Linked DNA regions of Homo sapiens: region 2 is linked to region 1. Evidence: chromatin contacts called from ENCODE Hi-C or POLR2A ChIA-PET data. All regions are on one chromosome and are shown on one strand. The core of a region is the stretch at or near the end of the contact, and the rest is flanking DNA. Distances in the headings are between cores, read along the strand shown. Region 1 holds the start of PLOD1 (procollagen-lysine,2-oxoglutarate 5-dioxygenase 1). Region 2 overlaps TNFRSF8 (TNF receptor superfamily member 8).

Region 1 (3,069 bases), core at 333-2,832:
TTCGCTCTGTCGCCTAGGCTGGAGTGCAGTGGTTCAATCTTGGCTCACTGCAAACTCAGTCTCCTGGGTTCAAGTGATTCTACTGCCTCAGCCTCCTGAGTAGCTGGGATTACAGGCGCGCGCCACCACGCCTGGCTAATTTTTGTATTTTAGTAGAGACAGAGTTTCACCATGTTGGTCAAGCTGGTCTTGAACTCCTGACCTTGTGATCCGCTCGCCTCAGCCTCCCAAAGTGCTGGGATTACAGGTGTGAGCCACCGTGCCCGGCCTCTGTCTGAGGTTTCTTCCAAGGAAGGAAGGATTTTTGTTCAGAGGTGGCTGCCCCTGTCTGACATCTGGTCCAGGAGCCCTTACTCTAGAGACCGTTGAGTTGTTTGTTGGGCTTTGGGTATCTGTGAAGAGGCCCTAAAAACTTTCATCGATTCGTTTACTCATTTAACAATTAATCTCTCTAGGGTGTGGTGGCTCAGCCTGTAATCCCAGCACTTTGGGAGGCCAAGGCGGGTGGATCATCTGAGGGTGGGAGTTCAAGACCAGCCTGACCAACATGGAGAAACCCCACCTCTACTAAAAATACAAAATTAGCTGGGCATGGTGGCACATGCCTGTAATCCCAGCTACTCGGGAGGCTGAGGCAGGAGAATTGCTTGAACCCGGGAGGCGGAGGTTGCCGTGACCCCAGATCTCGCCGTTGCACTCCAGCCTGGGCAACAAGAGTGAAACTCTGTCTCAAAAAAAAGGTAGAAAAATTAGCCAGGGATGGTGGCTCAGGCCTGTGATCCCACCTACTTGGGAGGCTGAGATGGGAGGATCGCTTGAGCCCGGGAGGTCGAGGCTGCAGCAAGCGGTGATCACGCCACTGCACTCCAGCCTGGGCAACTGAAAGCAACCTTGTCTCAAAAAAATGAAAAAAAAAAAACAAAAAACAAAAAAACCTCAGAAGCAAGACTTTCCTTGGCTCAGAGGTTTGCCTCCCAGGGACACAAAGGGAGATCAAGTGATTGCCTTTTGGGGAGAGTGGAGACGGGCTTCCTGCATTTCCAGTGCCTGGGTGGGCCACGTAGGGGTGTCCGTGTCTCTGAACGCATCCGTGCCCACCCTCACCCCTTGGGTTTTGGGAAGGACTAATGAAATCATGAAAACTGACTTCCTTGGGGCTTGACCTGGGGCTGCTCTAAGTGCGCTACAGGTAACGCCATTAACCCGTGCAAGACCCAATGAACAGACGCTATCATAAGCCCCACTTTTCAGGCGAGCAAACAGGGGCTCGTGGCTATCGATGCCATGGAGCCTTGGCCCAGAACCTGGGGTCTAGAAATCGTGGCCTCTCTCTCCTCTCACCGCCCTCTTTCTGGTCGGAGTGAACCCCCCAGAGAAGGGAGGGAGACGGCAGGGCCTGACGGAAGCCCCGGGAGCTGCACAGAGAGGCGGAGGGAGCTGCCCTAATAAGGAGAGGCCCGGACTTGGGCATATCTGCAGAAAAACCCTTCCCCACTAGGCAGGCGCGGGGGAGGGCGTGGAGGGGCGGGGTGGTGCCGCCCCCGGGGCGGGCCCAGTGCGTGGCAGCGGGACCTGCGGCCCCGTCGCGAAGTTTCCAGCCCTGCGAGCGCCGCCGGGTCGGCCGATCGTCCCCCATACCTCGGCCATGCGGCCCCTGCTGCTACTGGCCCTGCTGGGCTGGCTGCTGCTGGCCGAAGCGAAGGGCGACGCCAAGCCGGAGGGTGAGGGAGCGAAGGCCGGGGGCGGGAGCGCGGATCCGGGCGGGAGGGCTGGTGTCGGGCTGCCTCCCTGGGAACGACCTGAATGGGAGGCCTGGGCTGGAGAGGGAGTCTGGGTTCCGGCTCCTTGTCCACTTAATCGCTGGTGACTTGAACAAATCACTTCCCCTCTTGGGGCTGCGGTTCCTGCTTCGGGAAGGAAAGGGTGACAGCTGAGTCCCATTCAGCACAGAAAGGCTCAAATAATAATAGTTTTCATAATAATAACCGACAATGGCTATTCTGCCCAGTGCTCACTATGGGCCAGGCATCAGTTAGGCATGATTGCTACCCTGGTAAGTGTTTCCTTCTATTATCCCCGTTTTCCAGCTGGGCAAACTGAGGCTCCAGAGTTCATTCACTTGCCCAAGATCATACAACTTGTGGGCCTTGGAACCAGGATTTACCCCACCCACCCAGGTGTCTGGTTCCAGAGCCAGGAGGCCTCATGACCATGGGAATGAGGGGTCTTGAGGGGGACAGGGGAGGAATGGGGGTAGAAGGTGTGGCTCACTTTGTGGATAAGTTTGTGCTTTCATCCATGTCCCCTGTGGTCTGCTTAGCCCCTGCCAGGGTGGTCTTCCTCTCTGCAGTTTATTTTTTTTATTTTACTTAATGTATTATTTATTTAGTTATTTATTTATTTTTGAGACAGAGTCTTGCTCTGTCGCCCAGGCTGGAACGCAGTATGCGATCTCGGCTTACTGCAACCTCTGCCTCCCAGGTAAAAGCAATTCTTTTTTTTTTTTTTGAGATGGAGTCTCGCTCTGTCGCCCAGGCTGGAATGCAGTGGCACAATCTCAGCTCACTGCAACCTCCACCTCCCAGGTTCAAGTGTTTCTCCTGCCTCGGCCTCCCAAGTAGCTGGGATTACAGGCACGTGCCACCATGCCTAGCTAATTTTTGTATTTTTAGTTGAGATGGGGTTTCACCATGCTGGCCAGGCTGGTCTTGAACTTCTGACCTCTTGATCCGCTGGCCTCAGCCTCCCAAAATGTTTGGATTACAGGCGTGAGCCATCGCGCCCGGCCGGTTCAAGCGACTCCTGTACCTCAGCCTCCCAGGTAGGTGGGATCACAGACATGTGCCACCATGCCCAGCTAATTTTTGTATTTTTGGTGGAGATGGGGTTTCACCATGTTGGCCAGGCTGGTCTTGAACTCTTGACCTCAGGTGATCAGCCCACCTTGGTCTCCCAAAGTGTTGGGATTACAGGCGTGAGCCACCACACCTGGCCCTCTCTGCAGTTTATACTTGAGGAAACTGAGGCCCAGACAGGTGAAGTGACTGTCCAGGGTGGTCCAGACAGAGG
Region 2 (3,069 bases), core at 198-2,697, 210 kb after region 1:
GCCAGCAGAGCCCGAGTTGGAGGAGGAGCTGGAGGCGGACCATACCCCCCACTACCCCGAGCAGGAGACAGAACCGCCTCTGGGCAGCTGCAGCGATGTCATGCTCTCAGTGGAAGAGGAAGGGAAAGAAGACCCCTTGCCCACAGCTGCCTCTGGAAAGTGAGGCCTGGGCTGGGCTGGGGCTAGGAGGGCAGCAGGGTGGCCTCTGGGAGGCCAGGATGGCACTGTTGGCACCGAGGTTGGGGGCAGAGGCCCATCTGGCCTGAACTGAGGCTCCAGCATCTAGTGGTGGACCGGCCGGTCACTGCAGGGGTCTGGTGGTCTCTGCTTGCATCCCCAACTTAGCTGTCCCCTGACCCAGAGCCTAGGGGATCCGGGGCTTGTACAGAAGAGACAGTCCAAGGGGACTGGATCCCAGCAGTGATGTTGGTTGAGGCAGCAAACAGATGGCAGGATGGGCACTGCCGAGAACAGCATTGGTCCCAGAGCCCTGGGCATCAGACCTTAACCACCAGGCCCACAGCCCAGCGAGGGAGAGGTCGTGAGGCCAGCTCCCGGGGCCCCTGTAACCCTACTCTCCTCTCTCCCTGGACCTCAGAGGTGACACCCATTGGGCCCTTCCGGCATGCCCCCAGTTACTGTAAATGTGGCCCCCAGTGGGCATGGAGCCAGTGCCTGTGGTTGTTTCTCCAGAGTCAAAAGGGAAGTCGAGGGATGGGGCGTCGTCAGCTGGCACTGTCTCTGCTGCAGCGGCCACACTGTACTCTGCACTGGTGTGAGGGCCCCTGCCTGGACTGTGGGACCCTCCTGGTGCTGCCCACCTTCCCTGTCCTGTAGCCCCCTCGGTGGGCCCAGGGCCTAGGGCCCAGGATCAAGTCACTCATCTCAGAATGTCCCCACCAATCCCCGCCACAGCAGGCGCCTCGGGTCCCAGATGTCTGCAGCCCTCAGCAGCTGCAGACCGCCCCTCACCAACCCAGAGAACCTGCTTTACTTTGCCCAGGGACTTCCTCCCCATGTGAACATGGGGAACTTCGGGCCCTGCCTGGAGTCCTTGACCGCTCTCTGTGGGCCCCACCCACTCTGTCCTGGGAAATGAAGAAGCATCTTCCTTAGGTCTGCCCTGCTTGCAAATCCACTAGCACCGACCCCACCACCTGGTTCCGGCTCTGCACGCTTTGGGGTGTGGATGTCGAGAGGCACCACGGCCTCACCCAGGCATCTGCTTTACTCTGGACCATAGGAAACAAGACCGTTTGGAGGTTTCATCAGGATTTTGGGTTTTTCACATTTCACGCTAAGGAGTAGTGGCCCTGACTTCCGGTCGGCTGGCCAGCTGACTCCCTAGGGCCTTCAGACGTGTATGCAAATGAGTGATGGATAAGGATGAGTCTTGGAGTTGCGGGCAGCCTGGAGACTCGTGGACTTACCGCCTGGAGGCAGGCCCGGGAAGGCTGCTGTTTACTCATCGGGCAGCCACGTGCTCTCTGGAGGAAGTGATAGTTTCTGAAACCGCTCAGATGTTTTGGGGAAAGTTGGAGAAGCCGTGGCCTTGCGAGAGGTGGTTACACCAGAACCTGGACATTGGCCAGAAGAAGCTTAAGTGGGCAGACACTGTTTGCCCAGTGTTTGTGCAAGGATGGAGTGGGTGTCTCTGCATCACCCACAGCCGCAGCTGTAAGGCACGCTGGAAGGCACACGCCTGCCAGGCAGGGCAGTCTGGCGCCCATGATGGGAGGGATTGACATGTTTCAACAAAATAATGCACTTCCTTACCTAGTGGCCCTTCACACAACTTTTGAATCTCTAAAAATCCATAAAATCCTTAAAGAACTGTAAGGCTGAGGACATGATCATCGAAATTGAGAGTATGTTATTAATAGAACCCCTGAGCAGAAGTGGCTTTGGGAGTCTCCCAGCAGGGCAGGAATTCCCACTGAACCCCCAGGCACTAAGGTGGCCAGTCTCTGGTAGATTGGATACTTCTGGGGCCGGGAGCCCACTTCCTGCTGGGGCAGTCCTTCTTGTTGCTGGAAGATTTTCCTTATCACTCGAGGCAAATTCTTTCTCCATGTAATTGCCGCTCCCTGGTCCAAAGGCTGCCCTTTGAGGACACTCAAAGCCACTGTCGGCCAGTTGCGGTGCCTCACCCCTGTAATCCCAGCACACTGGGAGGCCGAGGCGAGTGGATCACCTGAGGTCAGGAGTTCAAGACTAGCCTGGCCAACATGGTAAAACCCCGTCTCTGCTAAAAATATAAAAATTAGTCGGGTGTGGTGGCGGGCACCTGTAATCCCAGCTACTCAGGAGGCTGAGGCAGGAGAATCGCTTGAACCTGGGAGGTGGAGGTTGCAGCAGTGAGCCGAGATCGTGCCACTGCACTCCAGCCTGGGTGACAAGAATGAGACTCCGTCTCAAAAAAAAAAAAAAAAAAATGCCACTGTTGTCACAAGGCTCCCTTTAGGTATTCGAAGAAAGGTTTCTGGGCCTCCCCATGGCCTTCCTCCCTCTGGGCTGGGCCGGGCAGCCCCATAGCTTTGGAGAAGGGATTCTCCAAGGAACAGCGTGAGTGCCCAAGCCCTGGGAGGCAGGGGGAGGACCACAGGTATCTGGGATCCCTGGGAGGCAGGGTGAGGACCACAGGTATCTGGGAGTGTTGGGCTTCAGTGTCTGAGCTGGGAGGAGCCCAGCCTGCCTCCCTGGGCACAGCTTTGTGGCACTTTAGGGCCAGCCTCCACCCCAGGCAGCCAGCCTGAGGCCTCCTCTGACTGTCTCCTGTGCGAGGTGGAGAACACCCACAGCCACAGACAGACCCTGTCCACCCCATCCCCAAGACTCCAGCCCACACCCACACATCAGCCCAGCCATTGAACCAGCCATGCACTCAGTCCAGGAGCCAGGGTGGATTTCCCCATCCTGCCCAGCGATGAGCGGACCCCTTCTATTCTCTGGCTGTGCTCACGTCCAGGTTGGCAGATGGACAGAGCTCCCTGCTACTCAAGGTAGCAATTCTCAGGCTGTGACGACACCCCCACACACCTCTTCCTAAACATTTGCGATCAGAGAGGG

The links. Hi-C counts contacts between places; a loop is a spot of excess contacts on that map. ChIA-PET counts read pairs that join two places held with the same protein, here RNA polymerase II (POLR2A). Pooled maps may share reads with other maps.
Region 2: a pooled map shows a loop between it and region 1 (2.3-fold over the local background). The contact joins the enhancer-like site here to the promoter of PLOD1 in region 1. A Hi-C loop is called at or near these places in 1 of 37 single-sample maps with no recorded cell type and 4 of 50 pooled maps. POLR2A ChIA-PET finds 5 or more read pairs at or near these places in 2 of 52 experiments (activated B cell and naive thymus-derived CD8-positive, alpha-beta T cell).

What each region holds. Positions count from the first base shown.
Region 1 is chr1:11,933,135-11,936,203 of GRCh38, forward strand. It overlaps PLOD1 (procollagen-lysine,2-oxoglutarate 5-dioxygenase 1), which reads left to right and starts at 1,583. Exons shown (of 19, transcript NM_000302.4): 1 at 1,583-1,721. The coding sequence starts at 1,646. RefSeq lists enhancers at 366-1,291, 1,122-1,171, 1,292-2,215 and a silencer at 1,392-1,861.
Region 2 is chr1:12,142,369-12,145,437 of GRCh38, forward strand. It overlaps TNFRSF8 (TNF receptor superfamily member 8), which reads left to right. Exons shown (of 15, transcript NM_001243.5): 15 at 1-1,839. The coding sequence ends at 163. Among named protein-coding and RNA genes, the nearest start is that of MIR7846, 23 kb to the right of the region's middle. RefSeq lists enhancers at 2,831-2,920, 2,981-3,040. Within about 2 kb of position 1,448, at least 23 of the 41 ENCODE cell types and tissues checked have a DNase peak (open chromatin) inside an H3K27ac peak, as active enhancers do.